Regions from separate parts of the Homo sapiens genome. Here region 1 is linked to region 2. The links are chromatin loops, found by intact Hi-C in ENCODE. Cell type or tissue: MCF 10A. All regions are shown on one strand. Links, peaks and the distances in the headings refer to the core of each region. The heading gives the core; the rest is flanking DNA.

What was found. A loop is a pair of places that touch in the nucleus more often than their neighbours do. Peaks named below come from ENCODE experiments on the same cell type or tissue, not always from the same donor. Only the 100,000 strongest peaks of a DNase experiment are listed, where the experiment ranks them.
Region 1: it touches region 2 in a loop (10-fold over the local background); 16 of 110 quality-filtered maps call a loop at or near these places.

Annotation. Positions count from the first base shown.
Region 1 is chr11:130,118,588-130,130,505 of GRCh38, forward strand. It overlaps APLP2 (amyloid beta precursor like protein 2), which reads left to right. Exons shown (of 17, transcript NM_001142276.2): 4 at 2,119-2,231; 5 at 3,027-3,223; 6 at 3,718-3,926; 7 at 5,025-5,192; 8 at 8,113-8,243; 9 at 9,179-9,253; 10 at 10,461-10,619; 11 at 11,451-11,579. Among named protein-coding and RNA genes, the nearest start is that of ST14, 35 kb to the right of the region's middle. RefSeq lists enhancers at 303-382, 4,637-5,138, 5,139-5,638. In MCF 10A, for the core only: no CTCF peak of the experiment used is centred there; a DNase peak (open chromatin) is centred at 5,724.
Region 2 is chr11:129,779,542-129,791,459 of GRCh38, forward strand. All of the region lies in intron 1 of LOC124902793 (a long non-coding RNA gene), which reads right to left. Among named protein-coding and RNA genes, the nearest start is that of TMEM45B, 30 kb to the right of the region's middle. In MCF 10A, for the core only: a CTCF peak has its summit at 6,051 (motif pointing right); DNase peaks (open chromatin) are centred at 6,060 and 8,170.

The DNA.
Region 1 (11,918 bases), core at 1,534-9,533, 340 kb after region 2:
TAATCACATTAAACCATGTGAGTTGGTGGTTGGATGTCAGAATTGAAGTAATTTCTACTTAGATTGAGTATCAGGGTTGTTCATTCTCGTAGAGGCAGATTCTAGCTTACTGTTGGTATTTTTGCTATTTTTAAGCAATGCTTTTAAGTCTCGTTGATTGCTAAAGCCTGTTTGCAGGTACTGCCTCCCCTAGAGCCTTTGGGGTCCTCAAGGGTAAGCAGCATGTCAGGCTCACTTTCGCAATCCTGCTTCAGTGTCACATTGAGCTGTGTGATCCCAAAGTCCCTGTGCTAGCAGTGCTGAGAAACCTGACTGCCATTTGTAATGCAGTTTTCATGTGGGGGGACTGTTACACTGCTACAGCTTGTCATGTCAGGAGCCCATCTTCCCCTACTTACACATCAGCAACTCCCTTTCTCTTACCACTGGGGCGGTAGAAAGACTGACTTCAGTGCTTGCGCCCGAGGCCCAAGGCAGAGGATCCTGAGAGACTCATCCATGATGGCGAGGCTGGGTGGGTCTGTGTAGACTTCCCACTAGCTGGGCCCTAAGCCCTTTCTTAGACCACATTACTTTCTCATGATATTTTCAGGGTTTTCCCCCCTTAACCTCAGAGGTTAGTCTGCCAGCTGCATCTTCCTGCCACTGCTTCCTGCATCTCTTCCTGGGCTAAGCACCCTTCTCGCCCTCTCTTCCTCTCCCTCTACACTGTGTGGAGCACATGGCAGACGTATGCCCAGTGTAGATTACTGAGCCTTACCTTACACTACTGATCAGAGTCTTGGGGTGATCATCCAGTGATGTGTTGTATATTTCTAACTTTTTATTGTGGCAAATTACAAACATGGCCAAACAAGAGACGATGATACCGTTCACCCTCACGTACTGGTTGCCCAGCTTTGTAACCACCATCAGTTCATGAGCCACTCTTCCACCTTCTATAGGCCCACTCCCTCACAACCCTGATTATTTGGAAACAAATCACATACCATCTTTTCCCTGTAAATAAACAGCTATGTGTATCTTTCTCCCGACTTTTTGGGACAAGTTTTAGAAAATGTAATAGTGAATATCTCTGTACCCTTTACCTAGATTCTCCAGTTTTACCTGATGTTTTTCTCTCTCTGCATCTTATATGTATATTTTTGTGTTGCTAAACCATTTGAAAGTAAGTTGGGATATCACGACAGTTCATTTCTAAGTATTTCAGCTGGTTTCTCCTAAGAGCCAGGGACATTCTTCTATATATAATGACAATACAGTTGTCATGTTTGGAAATTTTCCTAAGTGTCCAACTAGTGTTTTTTATAGCTTCCTTTTTAAAAGGATCACATACTACATTTCATCTAGGATAGTTCCCTAGTCTTTCTTTAGAAACAAAAACTTTCATGACAATGATATTTTTTAAGAGTCCATGCCATTTGTTTAATGTAATGTCCCTGAGTTTGGATTTGTCTTAGTGTTTTAGCATGATTAGATTCAAATGATAATATATTTTGGCAGAAATACTGTGTAGGTGATATATTATTTTTAGGACATCACACACACCAGTTTGCTCGTTATCAGTGGTGTTAAATTGGTTATCTGGCTGAGGTAGTTTGCCAAGGCTTCCCACCGTAAAGACACCTTTGCCCCTTTGTAATTAATCATTGATTATTCTTACTGGATTCAATTATTACATCATGTTTTGTCTAAAGATTCATCTGTACTTGAGTAGAACACCTGGTTTTAGTTTCTTGGGCATTTGATTACAGAGGTGTGGGCAGGAATAAGGAAGGCAGAGCCATGTGGGGAGAGTAGCTGTGTGTGTCTGAGGCGGGCATGGAGGTGATCCTATTATATTCCCCGTCACGTGTTGCTGTAGCCCTGCAGTGGGACTGCAGTCAGGGGGCTTTTAAAAGGTCCCTGGCATCATGGCTCTGACAGATTGGTGAGTTCTTGTGGCTGCTTGGCTAGAACTGTACCATCCAGTCAGCCTTTGAAGGTACGAGATGTGCATCTGCTCGTATACATGAGACTGCTCCTGGCTGTGTAGACTATCATCATAAACTTCAGTGAGGGGCATTTTCACCTTGAAATCATGGTCAGATCCGCTCTGACAAAGATTCTCTTTTCCAGTGGGTGAATTTGTAAGTGATGTCCTGCTAGTTCCAGAAAAGTGCCAGTTTTTCCACAAAGAGCGGATGGAGGTGTGTGAGAATCACCAGCACTGGCACACGGTAGTCAAAGAGGTAAGAGAACTCGGGGGGAAAGTCAGCTGCTGTTGTATCTGTTAGGAGGGAAGTAGCACTTTTCTCCAAATCTCACCATGCTTTTAAGTTAGTTATGTTTCCCCCATTATCTCCTTAAGGTTTACAATTACTTCTGTCTTATAAGTTAGAAATATTTGGGAGAGAAGTAGGTATTTGTGTAGGAGAGCTCAGTGTTGACAGTCAGCTCCTGAAGTTGAGGATGTTAAGGAGGTGGCTGAGCGAGAATACTGTATGCTGCTGGTGAGGCTCCCAGGAAACCATCCTAACCCTAAGGCCGGCATGGAAATCGCCAGTGATAGAAAATATAGGTCTGGACATATGCACAGGCAGGACTGCATGCCATCTCACTTTTCTGGTGGCAAGAAGTACCCTTTCTTGTCTTCTGTAATTAGGCTGGCTCTGCTCTTTGGTCAGTAATCTTCCTTTGGTCAAATACTGAAGTAGTGCTTGCACCAGTGGTGAGTATCTATTAACATTGACCACCTTATCTGGCTTTAGTCATTATTAGAAAAAAATGCTCTCTTCCTGACTTTTTTCCACATTTGGGATTTCAGTATTTTTGGACCAGATCATGTTTCCCCATTGTAAATTAAAATTTATAAATCTTACAATAATATTATTACAATTTTTTTTTGACAGAAAATGTATGTGTTCATAAGAGAAAGCATTGCTAAGTGATTTGATAAGGGTTTATTTTGGAGGGTAGAGATCGGAGTGTATTTGACCACGTTTACTCTGGAGTATGTTCTGATGTGGCCTGTGGGTTTCTTTTAGGCATGTCTGACTCAGGGAATGACCTTATATAGCTACGGCATGCTGCTCCCATGTGGGGTAGACCAGTTCCATGGCACTGAATATGTGTGCTGCCCTCAGACAAAGATTATTGGATCTGTGTCAAAAGAAGAGGAAGAGGAAGATGAAGAGGAAGAGGAAGAGGAAGATGAAGAGGAAGACTATGATGTTTATAAAAGGTAACTCTTCTACTTTGAACTGTGAAGTCGTTTTGCCTTTTTGTTAGCCCTTCTGTAAAGACGGCTGTTGGCTGCTAGTCCCTCACTTCTGGATAAACTGGGCATTCCTTTGTTCTGCTAGAGTTGATTAAGCTTGCATTTCATTCTAGCCATTGCCAATCACAGGAGTACCTGTGATTTTTGTGTTTACATCATTCTGAGCTGTTATTTTCTGCAGGTTACTATGATATTTTTTAAGAGTCCGTGTCATTTGTTTAACATAATATCCCTGAATTTGGATTTGTCTTATTGTTGTATCATGATTAGATTCAAATGTTCACAAATACTTCCCGTTTGCTGATGTAGCTGGGCCCCAGGGCTTAGTGGCACGGTGAAATGTGCGTTGAGCTTATTTCCTGCCTCTGTTTTTGTGTTTCAGAATAGAGAAGGGACCCATTGTTGTGCTTTGCACATAGGAGCTATTAACCTTCCTTTTTTTCTATTTTGGCCTTCAGTGAATTTCCTACTGAAGCAGATCTGGAAGACTTCACAGAAGCAGCTGTGGATGAGGATGATGAGGATGAGGAAGAAGGGGAGGAAGTGGTGGAGGACCGAGATTACTACTATGACACCTTCAAAGGAGATGACTACAATGAGGAGAATCCTACTGAACCCGGCAGCGACGGCACCATGTCAGACAAGGAAATTACTCATGATGTCAAAGGTAACCCCATGTAGAGCCATGGCTTTGAAATCCATGTGGTAATTATTCACTTAGACTTTTGCATTGCGTCTGTCACAGGTAAGTCAGTCACAGAAGGAAAGGTGTGGTACCTCTGCACTGAAGGTGAGTTCAGCTCTCCAGTGCAGTGATGGGATGGTGCCGTCTTAACAAAGTGGGCAGGCAGGCACATCCAGGGAGAGATGTAGGATTGAATTAGAGAACGGGGACTAGAGAGTAAGAGAGACAACGTAGTCCGCCCTTCAGCAGGATTCTTCCACATTCATCCTAAAATGTTCCCTCCCCAAGGGGAGCTCCCCTCTTCGATACCACTCAAGTTCTGGCCTCCTAGAATAGAAATGGTTTTCTTGGTTTTTCTTTTCCTGCTTGTCTTCTAATCTGTAGGCTGCCCTATTTGTCCAGATGTTTTAGTTGGGAGGGTGAAATTTATTGACCTGCTGGTAACAGATTGGGGCCTGCAGTTTTTTTTTTTTCTCATCTTGCCAATTAAAACACGAAAAGGTTGCAGTAGTTCCAGAGCCATTAACATGCAGCCTCCTGCTGATCGTATATTTGAAACCAATTAAGATGCGAAGAATTATTTAGGACCCAAGTTGGGGGAAATTACTTAACCAGTTGAGAAGTTTGTGATTTGCCTTAGAGAACATAAAAGTGGGAAACAATTGTCCGTTCTAGGTGCTTGTCTTTACTACGGGTATCACCACTTAAAGCAGCCTTTCCACTCACACTGTCTCCTGAATAGACAAACTAGGCAGATACCTCCACTGAACAGATCAGAAATGTGAGGCTCTCGCAGCTGTGAGACAAAGGAATTGCTCTACGTCAATCTAAACTCAGATCTAGACTCCAGAGGGTGCCAAAAAAATATTTATCCCAGTTCCTAAATGTCTCTACTCTGTGGGGAAGCAACTTGTCCTCAGCAAGGCTGGCCTGAGCTGGAGCTTTCGGCCACCGGGCCTCCAGGCTCCGTCCAGTCTCAGGCCTCCCCCAGCCCATCCCCCAGCTCGCCAGCCTGTAGCATTTTGAAGCATTTGACGTCACTGCCTCTGTCCTGCTGACACTCTGACCATTTTCACACAGCTGTCTGCTCCCAGGAGGCGATGACGGGGCCCTGCCGGGCCGTGATGCCTCGTTGGTACTTCGACCTCTCCAAGGGAAAGTGCGTGCGCTTTATATATGGTGGCTGCGGCGGCAACAGGAACAATTTTGAGTCTGAGGATTATTGTATGGCTGTGTGTAAAGCGATGAGTAAGTCCTGCCTCGCGCTGGTCCCGTGCGGCAGCACCGTCCTGTCTGGCGTCCGTCTCCCTGCCGTCTTCGTGGCTGCATCTGTGTGGTGTCCCTGCCCACTCGGGTGTTTGCTGTCGGTCGTCTTCCCCTCATCTTTGTGCTTTCTAGATCTAGGCTTTGCTCTCCTGCCGGCAGTGGTAAGCTCAGTTCTCGTGTCCTGTGCTCACCGTGTGTCTGGTGGTGCTTGGTGGTGATGGTGCGTACCCACCTTGGTATAGCGGGCAGCACAGCCAGGGGCTTGTTCTTTCTTGTCTGGCTTTGGAGTCTGCAGGTCCCCAGGCCACTGTAGTATTGGTGGGGAAGGCAGCTGTCCCCTGGGCTGGCTCTAGCTTAGAGGCACTGAACATTCCTGTCTTTGAACTGCCCTGTCACTGACCCCTGTGATGCATGCCAGCTCATGGGGCGCCTCCTCTCGAAAGGAGTGACAGTGAAGTACTTTGGGCAGTCTAGAATATTGAAATATCTTGCATAATGCACTCTAGAGAGAGCTAGCAGCCAAGTGGTAGTGACTCACTCTGTTTCTTCAATATTTTGCAACCGGGTCACACAGCTTTAGGAAGTGAGAGGATTTCAGTTGGTGTGTGCTTTGGTGTGACAGGAAGGTCAGTGGTTCAGTTGAGTTGGGTTTATGCTGGACGTTGGTAGAAAGAGTTTCTACCAAGAGTTTTCCCTTTTCTCCATGGCTACTCCTTTTTCTCGTTAAGACCTTCAGTCTCTCACCTTGCAGCACTAACCTACACATTAGGAAAATCCTCAGGCCAGACAGTTTTTCTTGGTTCCTACTCTGGAATTTGTTGGAGTAATAATTTGCTATGAAGAATTTGGCTATAGCTTCTGACGGTTTTTCATTCACATGCCTTCATGTTCCCTCTTCCTTCCTTCTACCAAAAGATCTTTCAAATCTTAATGTAATATGGCAGTGCCTTGAGTGCTTCCCTTCCAGCTCCAGGAAAGCTGTTTTTATTCGGTAACAGTTGAAAGGTGAAAGAAAAGGAGGCCTTAGGGAACCTTGGTGAATAAACTTTGCGTTTTCAGGAAAGATTTAGAAATAGAAATTATTGTGATACTTACTGCTTTGTAAAACTTGGACTGAAGCCTGAGGAATCCCACTGAGTGTGGAGGTGGTGATCTCTACCCGAAGGGTCAGCTGGGTGGTGCTGTGAGACATGATGGAGTGGCAGGTCTGTAAAACTCCCGTTTGCTGTGGCTTGGATGAGATTTGCCTCGGAGAAGCTTTGTGTTCATGTTCTTGTGGGGCCTCTGCCTGGAGGGCTTTGCAGGTTGAGAAGCATCAAGTTTACTTCCAGTGGGAGCGTTTTTGTTCTTCTTTGAAGGGGCTGAGGCTGGCGGATGTGCCGGCTTCATGAGTGGGTGATTCCACAGGGACCGAGGGTGTCTTCAGAAAAAAGCATTTCGGCCCGCTGTCCTCTCCACTCTGGTCCCAGGGAGGCTGGAAGCAGCCTGTGTTTGCTGTTCCCTTTTTCCAGTCCAGCAATGTGAACCAAAGGCTCCGTCTCCAGCGCTCAGGCCTTTATAGCACAGGCATGTGTCACTGATCCGCATGATGGACTGCAGTGCTTGAAATTCTCCTCCACTGAACTTGCGAGTGTCTTGGGGAATGGCATTTACCAAGTTATCGATTCTAATTTAGTTAATCTGAAAGTGGGATATTGACACCCTTTTAAAACTTATGTAGGGCTCATATTCTTCATGACTTTAGTTGTCGTTTTTAGGTCTGTTAAATGGGCAAATAAAAGATGCTTCCGACAGAAAAAAGTTGAACTGGCTGGCTAATTTGTAGCTGTATTCATCAATTATATGGTTGTTTTAATGTATTAAAATGATACAATTCTAGAAATTAGGTGAATTTGCTTCTGAATTAAAAATCAGTTGAACCTTGGCATTCACTCTCCACTTAGCTCTGAAATTGTGTCATAATCTATCAAGCAAGTCCACACCAGCTTGGGAAATCTTGCATGAATTAGGCTAGTAAGTGTTACCTTAGGTATGTCTTGAGAGGCTGACTGAGTAAACTTGTCATCTCAGTCCTTTCCCTTATCAGGCTAAATTCCATCGTGCAGAGACTTGCTTGGGCCCCATGAGAGATTATGCCCATCCAGCAGTCGGGGGTGCTCCAATGGGCCTGTGCTCTGGGGAACGCTTGGGAAGCCCTATTGGTCAGTGTCATGGATCAAAAAGCCCTATCTTCATATCGGTGAAAGGTGTCCTTGTCAAATAGAGCAACTCAGTTTTATCCTTGTTGGTTCTGTCACTGATGGTGGGGCTAAGAGTCCTTCACTGATACTGAAAACTCAAAATTATAGCTGGAGTGATGGGGACTTTCTCTACCCAGCGTATATGCAAAGAACATTCACTTGAGCCTGTTTTCTGTTGTAAATTAAGACTCAAAGATAGCCAGAAGAGCAGAGGTACCTGAGTAATAAATTTCTTTAAAAATAAGGAATTGCATAAAAGTGCCTCTACAGGGTCTGATTCCTGCCCTTGTCTCTGTTCAGATGCTCAGTTACGAGCAATAAGGTAGCTATTGTTTAGGTTTCCAGGGTTCGAGCACTGAAGGGAAGGTATAGAAGAAACCACCTCTTTTTCAGCCCTGAGGTCTTAAGTAGATGCCTCACTGGTGCTGAAGCTGCCAATAAATTGCTGTATTAGCGTGGGCTGACATGGTTGATGAATATTGTGTAAGGAAGATTGCCCACTGTAATCTAACCAAGTGAAGTCTTGGCAGATAGCAGCACCCTGCACTTAGAGAATGCCACAAAACAAATTGAGTCCATCCTGCAGGTCCTGAGCTGGGTTTTCTTCCTAGAGCACAGTGCATCTGATCCCAAAGAGAACTCCCTCTGTAATTTTGTTTCAGTTCCTCCAACTCCTCTGCCAACCAATGATGTTGATGTGTATTTCGAGACCTCTGCAGATGATAATGAGCATGCTCGCTTCCAGAAGGCTAAGGAGCAGCTGGAGATTCGGCACCGCAACCGAATGGACAGGGTAAACCTTGACAATTTCTTCATCTTCATGGTACTTGGCTTTGGGTAGCATGGTTCTCATAGCTGAAGAAAAGTAATAGCTTCTCCCTAGATTGTCATGCTGATGTATAAGGACTGGTGAGTCAGGAGAGAGTTACCAGTGGAGCTGCCTTCTGGGTGGACTTCTTCACCACCTGCATCCAGATAATATATAATATAATTATCCTCTGAGCACTTCCTATACCATTATCTGCCCTTTTTTTTTTTTTTTTTGCCATTAACTTGCTTTAAAATTTCTTTATTTTAAAGAAGGAAACTTTATATCACTGTTATCAATAAAAAGCTAGTACCATTTGCCGTGAGAAGAAAGTGACCAACCATACAAATATATTAGATGAAAGCAAACATGTACTAATACATGCTAGCTAGATACTGCTGTCTCTGGAAGGTTCTGAGTCTCAGAGATGTTTCTTTTCCTTTAAAAGGGTTATAAGAGAGCAGCAGGAACACCAAAGTGCAACTTTTCTTCTGGATTTACTCAGGATTGAAGAGAATTGAAAAGGGAATGCCTTGCTAGGCCTAAGCTCCACCCCAAATCCCACACAGTCCCATGTTGGGCTTACAGTTTGCAAAATGCTTATTGTTTTATCCACATCAGCTCTGAAAAGTAGGTATTAACCTCAATTTTTTTGGTGAGGAGACTAAGGCACAGAGACTTTTAAATAACTTACTCAAGGTTATGTAACAAAGAGGTCATGGAATTGAGGCTCCATCTGGGGATAGTTGAGGCCTGGAACCTTCTGAGGCAGTAACAATGCTAAGCTCCTAAGAGATTGTGTGATTGGTTTCCTTTTGCAGTTTCCTGTGAGATTTAGCATCTGACAGTGTTTTTAGCAAATGGAGGAGTTGTTTCGGGGTATTAATCACTGCTGACGGCGTTTTTGACCTTTGTTCTAGGTAAAGAAGGAATGGGAAGAGGCAGAGCTTCAAGCTAAGAACCTCCCCAAAGCAGAGAGGCAGACTCTGATTCAGGTAAGATGCCTTCTCTGGGGACATAGCTTTCAGCCTGACCATTGGAAAATACGGTCAGAGCCCCATTCCCAACGAAATTAGGATTGGACACCACCTCCTTTTAGGTGAGGGCTTACAAGGAAGTTGTAACTGGCCTGTTTTTCTTTTTCACCTCAAGTATTGCTAACCTATGGTAGAAGGAAACCAAACCCCCACCAGAGCACACCTAATTCATGCCAGAAGGTAACCTTAGCTCAGCTGCCTTTCGTTAATTCTGCTTTCCTGGCAAAAGTCCTCTGCCATTTTCAGTCTTAGACTGTGACTTGTTTTTCAGCAGTACTGAATTTTTTTTAAGACTAATTGAAAGTCAAAGGATAGAAAATAAAGATCTCTGATACAATTCATCTCTAACTTTGTAGACTATAACTAAAATCATAGCAGCAAACTGCATTCCCCTTCAGTAGAAGAGTGTTGCTAGGAATAGGGATAGCAATTTCCAGGACTGATTTGGTTTTTACAAAACTGATTTTGTAAATTTTAAATCATTTTATGTTTAGCTGAAATGCCTTTCCTCCTAATGTAACACTTTAATAAAGTGTTAAAAATAATCTTAAAAGGCTTTTTTATTGATCACTTAGAAAATCTAACAGTTTTAATTCCTACAGAAGTCAGTGCATCTTGTTCAGGGAAATGTAGTTCAGCAGGCTTAAACTGTACCTGTAAACCTGGCTGGATACCTCACGGATAACTTGCCCTTCATGACTTTATTGATAGTAATGGCAAAAATCACAATTACTTTTGCACTAACCTAATGACAGGAATACTTCAACAGAACTTACCACATAACTCCCATTGGTCAGTGGTCTCAGAGTTTGGAAGTTAGTGCCTTGCTGCAATGTGGGAAGGACAGTGTTCTTTTTTTATAGTGCATATTGAGAAACCAGGCCTTGGGCTTGCAGGCACTAGCACTTGTAGTTACACAGATACTAAGGAGGCCCTTTGACACTGAGGTTTAACTTGCTCTCTTTAAAGAAGGAAGTAATTCTCCTGATAGAAGTAGAATGAAGGTAGGATGAAGTAGACTTTGGATCTTACCCTTGCTCCACTCTCCGAACCTGTTACTGTCTCGCATGGGCACTGACAGGAGAAGCACTGGGGTCTCAGGGTGCTTGCTTAGGCTTCCTCTGGGTGCCACAAATCATGTGTGGTTCCTGCTTTCTTGGTTTAGCACTTCCAAGCCATGGTTAAAGCTTTAGAGAAGGAAGCAGCCAGTGAGAAGCAGCAGCTGGTGGAGACCCACCTGGCCCGAGTGGAAGCTATGCTGAATGACCGCCGTCGGATGGCTCTGGAGAACTACCTGGCTGCCTTGCAGTCTGACCCGCCACGGGTGAGTCCTGCCCCTAGCACTGCCTGCCCTGAGGTGGTATATGTAGGGGACCAATGTATGACACTCAGGTCAGTAAAAGTGACATTTGTATGACAAGTTCTGGCAAAGCTGAAGCTAAGGAAAGATGATGAGGGAGGAAAAGGTATTACATTCTAATATCTGTGTATATAAGCTAAGCATGACATCGCTTTATGCCTGCGTATACCACCTGTGATGTGAAAGTGTTTTACGCTGGAAAAGTATAACCTCGCGAAATTGATGGGTAATTATCCAGTTATTGAACTTCCTTTCAAAGAATGAAAACATGCTATTCATGAAGACTTTTGAACAAGTTACATTATAAATAAGATTATGAAGAAAGGGGTAAAGTAATTTCTTCTGAAACTCTTGTGTGAGTGGTCTCAAATGATTTTGTCCCTTAACACTAACCTGCCTTGCTTTGGGGGATGGAAAGTATTGGGAGGATATTTGTGTCCTTAAGTAAGCCGGTTAAAGTCTTCTCTCTTTGGGTGACACAGGAGACTATCTAGCTTATAGGTGTCAGAGGCTGAGCCAGGAAAAAGGACAGATCAGAAGAGAACGGGAGTGGGCAGGAGATTCTGGAAAATACTGTATGTTAAGGAGCCAGTATAACTTTGGAACTTAGTTTTGCTATTTTACCTAGACAGTTTTTTTGTTACTTGGTAAGCTAAAAAAGCCTTCCAGTTACAGCTTTCATTCTTGTGCCTAGCTGAGCTTTACATTCTTAAGTGAACTTTTTAAGCTTTTGTTTTCCTGCCTATTTTCAATTCTCTAGTCTCTGGATATTAAAACAACTGTTCTCTCTTGCAGCCTCATCGCATTCTCCAGGCCTTACGGCGTTATGTCCGTGCTGAGAACAAAGATCGCTTACATACCATCCGTCATTACCAGCATGTGTTGGCTGTTGACCCAGAAAAGGCGGCCCAGATGAAATCCCAGGTACAGTAGATGTAGTAGAAATTGCTGCCGTGAGGGCATTTCCAGTGGGGAACATAATGCCTTGACTAATGGTTGACCAGCACTGCTAGTTGCATTTGCTACTAGTCCTTAGAAAATGAGTTTTGATTTCCGAAGACATTCGGTACGTGAACTGGTTTTTGCAAGGTCACTGTTTTTAAAACATCTTTTTAAATACTTTTTTATATTAACTGCTTTATACTTAAACAATTTCTGAATTTTTTATATCATTTATTTCTGATTTAGGGTATTGCCAGAACCAATATTCAAGATCCTTTTCTAGGTATATTTATCAAGCAGATCTTAAAAATTGGTCTCTTG
Region 2 (11,918 bases), core at 2,021-10,020:
GAGCCCACCATGTACATGTCTGAAAAGGGGAGAAACTTTTTCCTGGGAGCTCGCTAATCATACAAAGAACAAAAACAGCCTCTGTGCTGGACTGTGCCTGCCTTACCTGTTTATCTGTGGCTTATCTGTACACCTGCAGTCTGAATTTTTTCCAGGCTGCTCTATTTTTGCCTGTAGCTGTGATTTTTCAGGCAGGCAGCGTCACAATTTTTCAGACAGGCAGCTTCTCCAAGGACTAGTCTGTTAGTTGTTTACCCAACTAATTTTTCCATTCCTTCTCCCTCATCCCCACCTTGAGGAGTGGAACCCTTAACTGCTGCTAGGGAGACCGGGTGTTGATTTTTCTAGCTACTTCCCACTGGAGAGGGGCATTGTGTGGGTAACAGCAGCTAGGATTTTCCCAGGGCTGGTTTAAGGGTCCCCAGAAGAAAGATACATTTATGCATGGTTCCATTTGCATTACCATTTGGAGCTTGATAGCCTCTAGGCAAAAAGAAACAATTTGAGTTATTAGAGGACGTGTATTAAAACAAGACAAGGTGGATAAGGACAGCTTTAAAAAATCCCGAGGCTGCTGTCATGCTCTGATAACTGGTGGCTACAGTTATGCCTGTTAAGATTTGGGTGCTTGAACTTGGCTTTGGTTACCTTTCTTGGTCGCACTTTCCCAAAAAGGAAACCTCTGGGTTACGGGTACTCTATTTATTCTTATTACCTGGCAGGTTTGTAGTATAATTGCCCAGAACTGGAATATTGTTCCAGATTTTTACATTGCCCATCCCTTTCTGTCTCCTCTGAGCTGCAGCTTGAGATCGCTGATTGGTTTACAGGAATAAGCAAGGTTTGTTTAAAATATAGGCAAGAACTTAAAAACAACTAATGAGACTAGAAATTAATGACAGCTGTGTGATAAGTTTTGAAACAATTTCTGTCCCTTCAGTCCTTATTTTTATTAAAAACAGATTGTGATAGGACTGAGTTGTTTGCAAAATAAACTTTAGTCTTATACCTGGTTTGATTTTTTGCATAAAGTACAGCAAGAATAATTATTTTTACTTAGGCCTTTCAGATTGGCTCTGAATGTGTGTTAGTATTATTCCTAACATATAACTTGAAGAAGATTAGACTTCGTTTTGGCAATTCCATGTACCTAAACATGTCAAATAATGTTCTTTACCTCTCTTCTGGGTGCTCCAGGGGCCCTCTGTAGCACCAAAAAGCTAGGGGTCAGGAAAGAAAACCTTGAGGCTGAAGTTTGATTTGGGGAAGCCTGTTAAATATGTTAGAGTTTCAAAGCACTTAATATTATGAAACAGAATTTTAGATTATCGTAAGTTATTTGTTTTGCCAAAATGATGGGTCAAAGTTTTGAAAAAGCAAAAAACATTCATCAGCTTTTACTATTACATGAAAATCCTGTTCAAGAGAGAAAGTTCAATTTTACCCTTGCATTAGTCTACTATTGATGTTAACTCCAATTTTCATTTTTATTTTTATTTTTTTTGAGATGGAGTCTTGCTCTGTTGCCCAGGTTGGAGTGCAATGGCACGATCTTGTCTCACTGCAACCGCCACCTCCTGGGTTCAAGCAATTCTCTTGCCTCAGCCTCCCAAGTAGCTGGGACTACAGGCACAAGGCATCACGCCCGGCTAACTTTTGTATTTTTAGTAGAGACGGGATTTCATCATGTTGGCCAGGCTGGTCTCGAACTCCTGACCTCAGATGAGCTACCCGCCTTGGCCTCCCAAAGTGAGCCACCGCGCCTGGCCTAACCCCAATTTTTAATGAAACCTTATAGATGATTCTATCCAACCTTAACCAGTTTGACCAGGAGATGACATTTTCACAAACCTTTTATAACCATTTACATATTTTGCTAAAGAACAGATTAGTGTCTTAAAAAACCTTGTTGTACTTTTACTTCAGTGCTCAATTTACAGAAAAATCGTTTTTACAATTTTTCCCCAATTTGCTTAAACCTAATTTAAGACAGTTCTTTATCCCTAGGCAAAATGTACACTTCCATGCCTTCTTATAATCTTTTACTAAAAACACATTTTACTGTTTTTACACACCTTACATGTAAATATATTCTCAGTAGTTTCAATTACATGTCATAATGGTAATGCTTAGCAATTTTTAACCTGAATGTAAAACCTGGTAAGTTGTTTCAATTATGTGCAAGGTGCAGATTGTTTGACTCCTTCCAACATAGTTAGGGGCATAGTTACTTCCATATGTTCCCGGGCCTTACAAATTGTGAAGCAAGCAAGTTGACAGTTTTTAAAGGCCACAGAAACAGTTCACAACCTTAAAACATTTAGCAAACCTAGCATTTGACCTACATAATCTAGACTACGTCTTTACACCTTGAAGACATTTGTATTTTACCAACAATCCCTAAGTCTGTTCTTTTTTTTAAAGATTAAAGTTATGTAAAATGAGTCATTACAGCTCTTACTTTTCCTTTAAAAATATTTTATCCAAGTGCTTATCCTTTTTTAAGTTAATTAGAGCTCTTTTTATAGACATCATACACATCACACATATGACTATGCAGACAGACAGAAAAAGATCCAGCAGCTCAGGGTGGAGCCCTTTAAGAATAGGGCCAGCAATCAGAGAAATGCAAATCAAAAGCACAATGAGATACCATCTCACACCAGTTAGAATGGTGATCATTAAAAAGTCAGGAAACAACAGGTGCTGGAGAGGATGTAGAGAAATAGGAACACTTTTACACTGTTGGTGGGACTACAAACTAGTTCAACCATTGTGGAAGACAGTGTGGTGATTCCTCAATGATCTAGAACTAGAAATGCCATTTGACCCAGCCATCACATTACCGGGTATATACCCAAAGGATTATAAATCATGCTGCTATAAAGACACATGCACACGTATGTTTACTGTGACATTATTCACAACAGCAAAGACTTGGAACCAACCCAAATGTCCATCAATGATAGACTGAATTTAGAAAATGTGGCACATATACACCATGGAATACTATGCAGCCATAAAAAAGGATGACTTCATGTCCTTTGCAGAGACATGGATGAAGCTGGAAAGCATCATTCTGAGCAAACTATCGCAAAGACAGAAAACCAAACACCACATGTTCTCACTCATAGGTGGGAACTGAACAATGAGAACACTTGGACACAGGAAGGGGAACATCACACACCAGGGCCTGTCGTGGGGAGGCGGGAGGGATAGCATTAGGAGATATACCTAATGTAAATGACGAGTTAATGGGTGCAGCACACCAACATGGCACATGTATACATATGTAACAAACCTGCACGTTGTGCACATGTACCCTAGAACTTAAAGTATAATAAAAAAGAAAATGTAAAAAAAAAACAAAAAAAGAATAGGGCCAGGAAAGCATGTAGTTTCTGCAACCTAACAGACAGGCATGACTGTAAGACAAAAACAGATTTTGAGAGGGATTTATTCACCTTTAATTCCAGGGGTTCCATGATGAAAACAGAGATTTCTCCCAAAATGGGATCTGTGGTGCCTTTTCTGTTCTCCCAAGGAGTTCTATGCCACCAGAACTCATCTTAGGGCCTTTCATGCATGTGCCAGGAGTGTTGAAACACAGTAAAGTAATGCAGTCAACTGAGAAAAAACCTTTTCCAGAAAAAACAAGATATGAGGGGAAAAAATGGCCTTTTAATATACCTATAACTTGGATATCCACTTTTAATTAAGCTGAGCATTCTTTAAGAAAATGCTTTTTATTAATTAAAACTTTACAGAGAATATAAACAGTGATCCTTATTATTCCTTTTACCAGTTTGCACCACTACCCATTCACAATCATGTTCAGGTTCTCCAGTTTCTTCTGGGCGAAAGTGGCTGGGTTCAGGCAAGTAAAGGTTCTTAACTGTAGATCCCTCTAGCAGCAAAGCTTGATATTTGAGGGGCGATTGTCTGTTAGCCAGAGACTCCCTTAGAGGACAGCAGTTCTGCTATACTGTGTGGGGTGCAAACAGTTAAGTTATTCCCCATGGTTAACCTGGTGGCCTCCGGCACCAGCAAAGCCACTGCTGCAACTGCTCAAAGGCAAGCTGGCCATCCTTTAGCCACCAAGTTAAGTTCCTCACTTAAGTAACCCACTGGCTGTTTAGCTGACCTTGAGCCTTAGTTAAAACTCCCAGGGCCATTTCATTCCTTTCTAACACATAGGCACTGAATGCTTTCCCTATGGGAAGATTGAGGGCAGATGCTTGAAGCAAGGCTTGTGGCTGAAATCAAGGCTGGTTAAAGGCTTTTGAGTTTTGGGTTCCCAAGTTAGGGAGCAAGTTTCAGTGCGTTTCTTTCATGAGGTGGTATAAAGAGCGAGCTATTTCACCATACCCAGGTACCCACAGTCTGCAAAACCCTGCAATGCCTAAAAATCCCCTCAACTGTTAAAGGAAATGGGCTTAATCCTTTCCTCACCTGGTGCTCTCGTCTCTTTTGATAAGACTAAGCCTAGATACTTTACTGAAGTCTGACAGAACTGAGTTTTAGATTTTGAGACCCTGTATCCCCTTTTTAGCTAAGAAATTGAGGAGAGCCTCAGTGCCTTCCTGAGACTTCCTCAGTTGGGACACAGAGGAGAGTGTCATTTACATACTGTAAAGTTTCAACTTGAGGGTGAGAAAAAATTAGAAAGATCTTGGACAGGGCCTGTTTCAGCAACTTCCTTTCAATATCAGGAGCTGCCTGAGTAATAAACCTGCTCTTCATTGAAATAAAAAGATTGAGGCCAGGCGCGGTGGCTCATGTCTGAAATCCCAACACTTTGGGAGGCTGAGGCAGATGGATCACTTGAGGTCAGGAGTTCGAGACCATCCTGGCCAGCATGGTGAAACCCCACCTCTGCTAAAAATACAAAAATTAGCCAGGCATGGTGTCAAGTGCCTGTAATCTCAGCTACTTAGAAGGCTGAGGCAGGATAATCACTTGAACTCAGGAGGCAGAAGTTGCAGTGAGCCAAGATCACACCATTGCACTCCAGCCTGGGTGACAGAGGAAGACTCCATCTCAAAAGAAAAAAAAATGGTTGAGGGATTTTCATCTAGTTTTTGATCTATCATGGAAAGCTTGGAATAGTTAATAGGTATGGCTTTAGCCCTTTCAAGCCCTCCAATATACACATTTGAAAGGGTTTCCTTCTCCATTTTCAGATGCTATCATCATAGTCCTATTTAGGATCCTCCAAGGGCACTGCTACTTTCCTCATTGGATTCTCTTTCCCTGGTACATTCTTCCAGGACAGTTTAAATACTTGGGTTAAATCCTGGAAGGCTTCTGTGAGTGAAGTTGAGGCTTGCCCAGAGCAAACTTCAGGGCCTGAGGGTTAAAGGAGATCCAGGTTACACTTGAGGGGAGCGAAGGCTTGAAGATGGGATGTTACCCATCTAGAAAAAAGGGAAGAGGCGACCCAGCGTGGAAGGGAAGGCCAAAAGGGCATCCCCCTTCACCCATTTTCTCCCATCATCTGGGTCCCAGTGACCATCATAGCCACTGCCCCATGGATGCAAGCATGACCTTCATCCATGGATATAGAGGAGCTAGTCAGCAGGATTAGTCATGGTGACCTGCACTAGGCCCCAACCCTTTGCCCTGCTGGTTTCCTAGAACCACTTGGCCCATAAGGCTCCCAGGGTACCCTAGGTGTCCAGGAGAGGTTGTATTTGGGTGAGACCCTTTAAAGGAGGAAGTGTTTCAATACTATCTCTGGCTTCCCTTGCTATGCCCCTAGCAAAACATTGAAATCCCAGAGAGTGGGACCAATTGACTTACAAACATAAAATCCCCTTTTTGTTTAAATGCCAATGGAGGTGGAATGTAGAACAGATGTCTCAAAAGAACATATGAATTGAATAGCTGTCCTCTCAACTGTTAAAGGTGGAGCTTTGCTGTTTACAGATGGGGCATGGAGCCTGGTCCCTAATAGACATAGGAGGCAGATGAATTGGGGAACTAGAGGTTTTGGATGAAGGGCCGATAGGGCCCCCATGGAGAAAAAAAAAAAATCCCATCCCAATAGGTGGCACTGTAGGATATGAAATATTAGGTAAGGCCTCTGACTCCAAATTTTTCCCAGGCAGAAATTAGAAAAAGAGGTTTGAGGCTTAATAGGCTGTCCCCACAGTATGCCTTCCAGCAGAAGAAAATTAACGTGTCTCATAAAGGAACTGTTTAAATATGTTGGGCAGTGCTGAGCTTTTACATGGAGGGAAGAAACAACCCAAATGGAGAGGGAAGATACTCACTTGGTGTATTAATCTGTTCTCAAGCTGCTAATAAAGACATACCTGAGAATTTATAAAGGAAAGAGGCTTAATGGACTCACAGTTCCACATAGCTGGGGAGGCCTCATAATCATGGTGGAAAGGAGAGCAGGTACAGGGGAACTCCCCTTTCTAAAACCATCAGATCTTGTGAGACTTATTCACTATCATAAGAACATCATAGGGAAAAACCCGCCCTCATGGTTCAATTAACTCCCACTGGGTCCCTCCCATAACATGTGGGAAGTATGGGAGCTACAATTCAAAATGAGATTTGGCTGGGGACACAGCCAAATCATATCATTCTGTCCCTGACCCCTCCCAAATACAATGCTCTCACATTTCAAAACCAATCACGCTTTCCCAACGATCCCCCAGAGTCTTTACAAAATCATTGCAGCATTAACTTGAAAGTCCACAGTCCAAAATCTCATCTGAGATAAGGCAAGTCCCTTCCACCTATAAACCTGTAAAATCAAAAGCAAGTTAGTTACTTCCTAAATACAATAGGGGTACAGGCATTGGGTAAATACATCCATTCCAAATGGGAGAAATTTGGAGAAATTGGTCAAAATGAAGGGGCTACAGGCCCCATGCAAGTCCGAAATCCAGCAAGGCAGTCAAATCTTCAAGCTCCAAAATGATCACCTTTGGCTCCATGTTTCACATCCAGGGTGTACTGATGCAAGAGGTGGGCTCCCAGTGCCTTGGGCAGCTCCACCCGTGCGGCTTTGCAGGGTACAGCTTCCCTCCTGGCTGCTTTCACAGGCTGTGATAAACATGTAAGTGCATTTCTGTATTTGTTTTTTGACATCAGTGTATTGTTTAACACACACACACCAAGGATTGATTGAATTTGCATCAGCTCTATGGATCAATTTGGAAAGGATTAACATTATTACTACAGTGAGTCTTTCAAGACATGAACATAATATATGCCTTCTTTACGTAGGTCTTAAGTTCTCTCAATATTTTTTTACAGATTTCAGTGTAGACGTCTTGCACATCTTTTGTTAGATTTAATAATCATTGCCTGTATTAATTGTTTTATTAGGAATTGCCAAATGATTTTCTAATTCTATCATTTACATTCATTAGCTAGAATTATCCTATAAATAAAAACTCTCCCTCGTTCTCTAAGACTATTTAATTTTCCTGATACACCGTTCATACCAAAAAGGTAAGATAAATGCTTATTTCCTTTCAATTAATAATTTTTTAACAAATAATTTGGTGCCTTGGCAATCTCCAAAACTGTCTAGTTTTATCTTTCTCTTTTGAACTATAATGATTTTTATATATTCAATGTTTTTATATATATTCAATGTTTTTATAAATTGTTGGCATATGTTGGGTTTTCAAATTATCCCATCGTTAGACAGAATGTCCCTTCAAGCTAGCTCCTGTTTTTTTTAACAAACTTTTTTTTTTAACCTAGGTTTCCCCAAGTTAGAGCCCAAGGAAAGGACTTCTGTGTAAGCAGTGCCTTTTGGAAAGTGATTCCAGAGAAGGAGTGAATGCCATGGGGAATGCTAGGAAGAGGGGACATGTTTGCCACTGGGAGCCTTTTTCTTTTTTTCTAACTAGTATTTTTTGAGAAGCATTTTAAAACATGTCTCAGAATTATCCACCTAATGGCAAAGAGGTAAAGCATTTATACACTGGCTACTACTCCTCACTGATCAAGAGTAGCCTCCTGGGTATTTATTCCATCCAAATTCCCAGTTGCACATGCATGACCATTAGGTGGGTTCCTACCAAGTTTCTACACCTTTCAAAGAGTCAGATACGCCCCAGGGTGGAAAACAAGTGATCAGTAGCACAACCAGACAGGAAGCATTATCTGTTTATCCCTGTACAAAACCTGTCAAAGCTTGCATGAACAACTGACCACAGCTATGACCAAAATAAGAGGTGAGGCTGGGAAGACATTGAATGTTGCACAAGAGGTGTCCAGTGACTCTGAGCTATTCATGCATCTCATAAGTCTAGTCTATCACAGAACCTCCTTCAACAGTGATCAGCCACAATTTCTGCAAGGATTCCATGTAAGTGGATAAGTTGAACAAATTATAGTTCCCACTGCTCAGCAGGTCCAAAGGCCATGATTGGGATAGTCATCACATGCCACCTTCATCCTTACTTCAGCCTGCAGCATACTTCTGAAAAGAAGTTAATCTCTTCTGAGGGTTTGGTCTTTTTTTTTTTTTTTTTTTTTTTTACCTTTAGTATACATGTGATTGCTATATTGTAAATGCAGGTTCCTGAAAGACTGTTTCTGTAAGCAGAATGACGCCACACAAAGTGAAAAGGTTTTCCTCTTATTCCAGCAGTGTCTTGTCTTCAAAGAGGAGTCCATTACATCTTGCCTTGATTTTTATGGTTGTGTTCTTGGATGGAAAGCTGAAGTGGGTAGTAATTTCCAAATGTTCTTTATAATATCCACCCTGTATATTATAAGCAAAGTTGTTTCGTATTTTGTTGTATCTTTTTCTGTTTAGCACTTTATGGCTTTTTAAGTCTACTGCATTTGAGAATGTAGTTTAGAAATTCTTTCACTGTTAAAGCCATGTGAAAACTAATAGAGGATAATGAAAGTGAGTGTACATTATTTTGTGTTTAACTTCCTGGTTTGTGGTGTGTGTAAACAAAACATTAGAAATATATTGTCTTTTTATAATAATACTCTTTGACCTCATTTAAAGTGATCTGCCATGAGGTCTCAATGATCAAGCTTATGTTTATTCTAGTGTGTTTTATTCTAATACCTAAGGAATTCAGCCAACTTTGTTTCTATCATCGGATAGTCTCAGAAAATAATGTGCTTTATCTATATTACTGCCTCTTTTCAATATTTAAGAGAATAATTGTCTTCTGGTTTCTACTGAGCCTAGTAATAATCACTAAAGACCTAAAAAAAAAGTGAGTAATCTTTTCCTTCCATTAGAGTATTTGAATAGCCCATTCAAGATAATGGTGGTGTGAAAGTAAGTCATCCAAGCTTTTCCGCCACATCTAAATTTTTATTTAATTAATTAAATAATTAACACCCACTTCCAAAGAGTTCAAATGTTGTCTTAAAGCAGTCACTACTAATTTGCGTTAATCCTGTATATTCAGTGGATGCGAAGTCATAACTTGGTATTGTATCAGAAGTCGTGTTAGTCACTGGTCTTGCTCTTTGAACATTATTTTCATTTGTAAAATGAGGGAATTGGTTTGTTATGATGGGAAATAAGTTAATTTTAAGGGTCCTGAGAAAGTTGCTTCATTCATGGCAGTGTTTGGGATCACTTAACTTTTTTTTCAGGTATTTGGTGTCATGTTTTTGGAGTTAATGTTTGGTGCTTACATAATTTTTAATTATTACATAATTTTTATTGGTACATGTTTACAGGTACTCTCACCAAACCAGTGGAATGATAGTCTCTCTTAATATGTTATTGCCTGCAATGGCCAAGTAGATATGCCTGAAAGTCATATGAAAGGTTTTACATGTCTATTAAAATGTGTGTGTACTTTTAAATCTGTAAATGTTATCTGGAATTTTTATTGTGTTAATTTCAGAAGTATATGGGCATTATGACTTTTTCATTGTACAAAAAACATTATTATATTCATAAACATTGGAATACAGAAGTTTCTTGACTGACAATAGGGCTATGTTCCAATAGACCCACTGTAAACTGAAAATACCATAAGTTAAAAATGCATTTAATACACCAAACCTACTGAACATCCTAGCTTAGCCTAACCTATCTTAAATGTGCTCAGAACACTTAATGTTGGCCTATAGCTGGGCAAAATCATCTAATACAAAACCTTTTTTATAATAAAATGTTTAATATCTCAGAAAAAAAAGAGAAGTCAATCTCTTCCCCTGCCTTGTTCCTGTCCAGTCATGTTCCTAGGAAAACTAAGAGGCTGGACATAGTTGTTCACACCTGTTAATCCCACCACTTTGGGAGGCTGTGGCGGGTGGATCACTTGAGGCCAGGAGTTCCACATCAGCCTGGCCAACATGGTAAAACCCCTTCTCTAAAAATACAAAAATTAGCCAGACGTAGTGGTGCACACCTGTAATCCCAGCTACTTGGGAGGCTGAGGCATAAGAATTGCATGAACCCAGGAGGTGGAGGTTGCAGTGAGCCGAGATCATGGCTACTGCACTCCAGCCTGGGTGACAAAGTGAGACTCTGTCTTTAAAAAATAATTAAAAAATAAGTAACCAAGGTAGCTTTCCTTACCTTCCTGTTATGCTCATACATGTAACACACACGTAAACATTTTTTTAAACAACAATGTATATGTGTGTAATATAATCTCATTAATGTGAATCAAATGAACAAAAAGAAAAAAAACTACCAACTCGATCTAACATATCCAGAACACTCTATCCAACAACAACAGAACACATATGCTTCTCAAGTGCACATGGAACATTCTTCAGGAAGACCATATGTTAAGCCACAAATGAAATCTCAGTAGATGTTAAGAGATAAAAATCATACAAAGTATCTTCTCTAACCACAGAAACATGAAGTTAGAAACCACTAACAGAAGGAAAACTTGAAAAATTACAAATTTGTGGATATTAAGCAACACATTCTTAAGAAAACAACAGGTCAAAGAAGAAATCACACAGGAAATCAGAAAATACTTAGAGATGAATAAAATGAGAACACAACATACCAAAACTTGTGGAATATAACAAAAGCAGTGCTGGGGGAGAAAAGTATAGCTGAAAATGCTTGTATTTTAAAAAGAGTGATGATCTCAAATCAACAACTTTACAACTCAAGGAACTAGAAAAATGAGAACAAACAAAACCAAAATCTAGCCAAGGGAAGGGAATAATAATGATTAGAGCAGAAATACATAAAATAAAGAGCAGAAAAACAATAGAGAAAATTAACAAAACTCAAAATTGGTTCTTTGAAAAAAATTAATGAAACTGACAAACCTTTAGCTAGACTGACTAAGAGAAAAAGAGAGAAGTCTCAAATTACTAAAACCAGAAATGAAAGTGAGGATATTACTACTAATTCTACAGAAATAAAAAAGATTTTAAGAGTATTATGGACAGTTGGACTCCAACAAATTGGATAACTGGTATAGTTTGAATGTTTCTGTTCCCTCTAAAATTCATGCTGAAATTTAATCCAAATGCAACAGTATTAAGAGGTGTGACTCTTGGGAAGCAGAGCCCTCATGAATGGAATTAGGGGCCCAAGGGGTTTAACTGAGGGAGTTCACCCCTTTTCCCCTTCCATGCCTTCCACCAAGTAAGGACATAGAGTTCCTCTTCTCCAAAGGATGCAGCAACAAGGTTTTATCTTGGAAGCAGCAGCTGGCCTCTCACCAGATCCTGCTGTCACCTTGATTGTGAACTCCCCAGCCTCCAGAACTGTGAGAAATAAATTTCTGGTCCTTATAAATTACTCAGTATTAGATATTTTGTTATAGCAGCACAAACAGACTAAGACAATAATGAAGATAATTCATAGAACCCACACAACCCATTAAAACTGAGTCATGGCAAGCCAAATCCGACAGCACATCAAAAAGATAATTCACAATAGCCAAAATATGAAAACAATCTGAATATCCATCAAATGATGAACA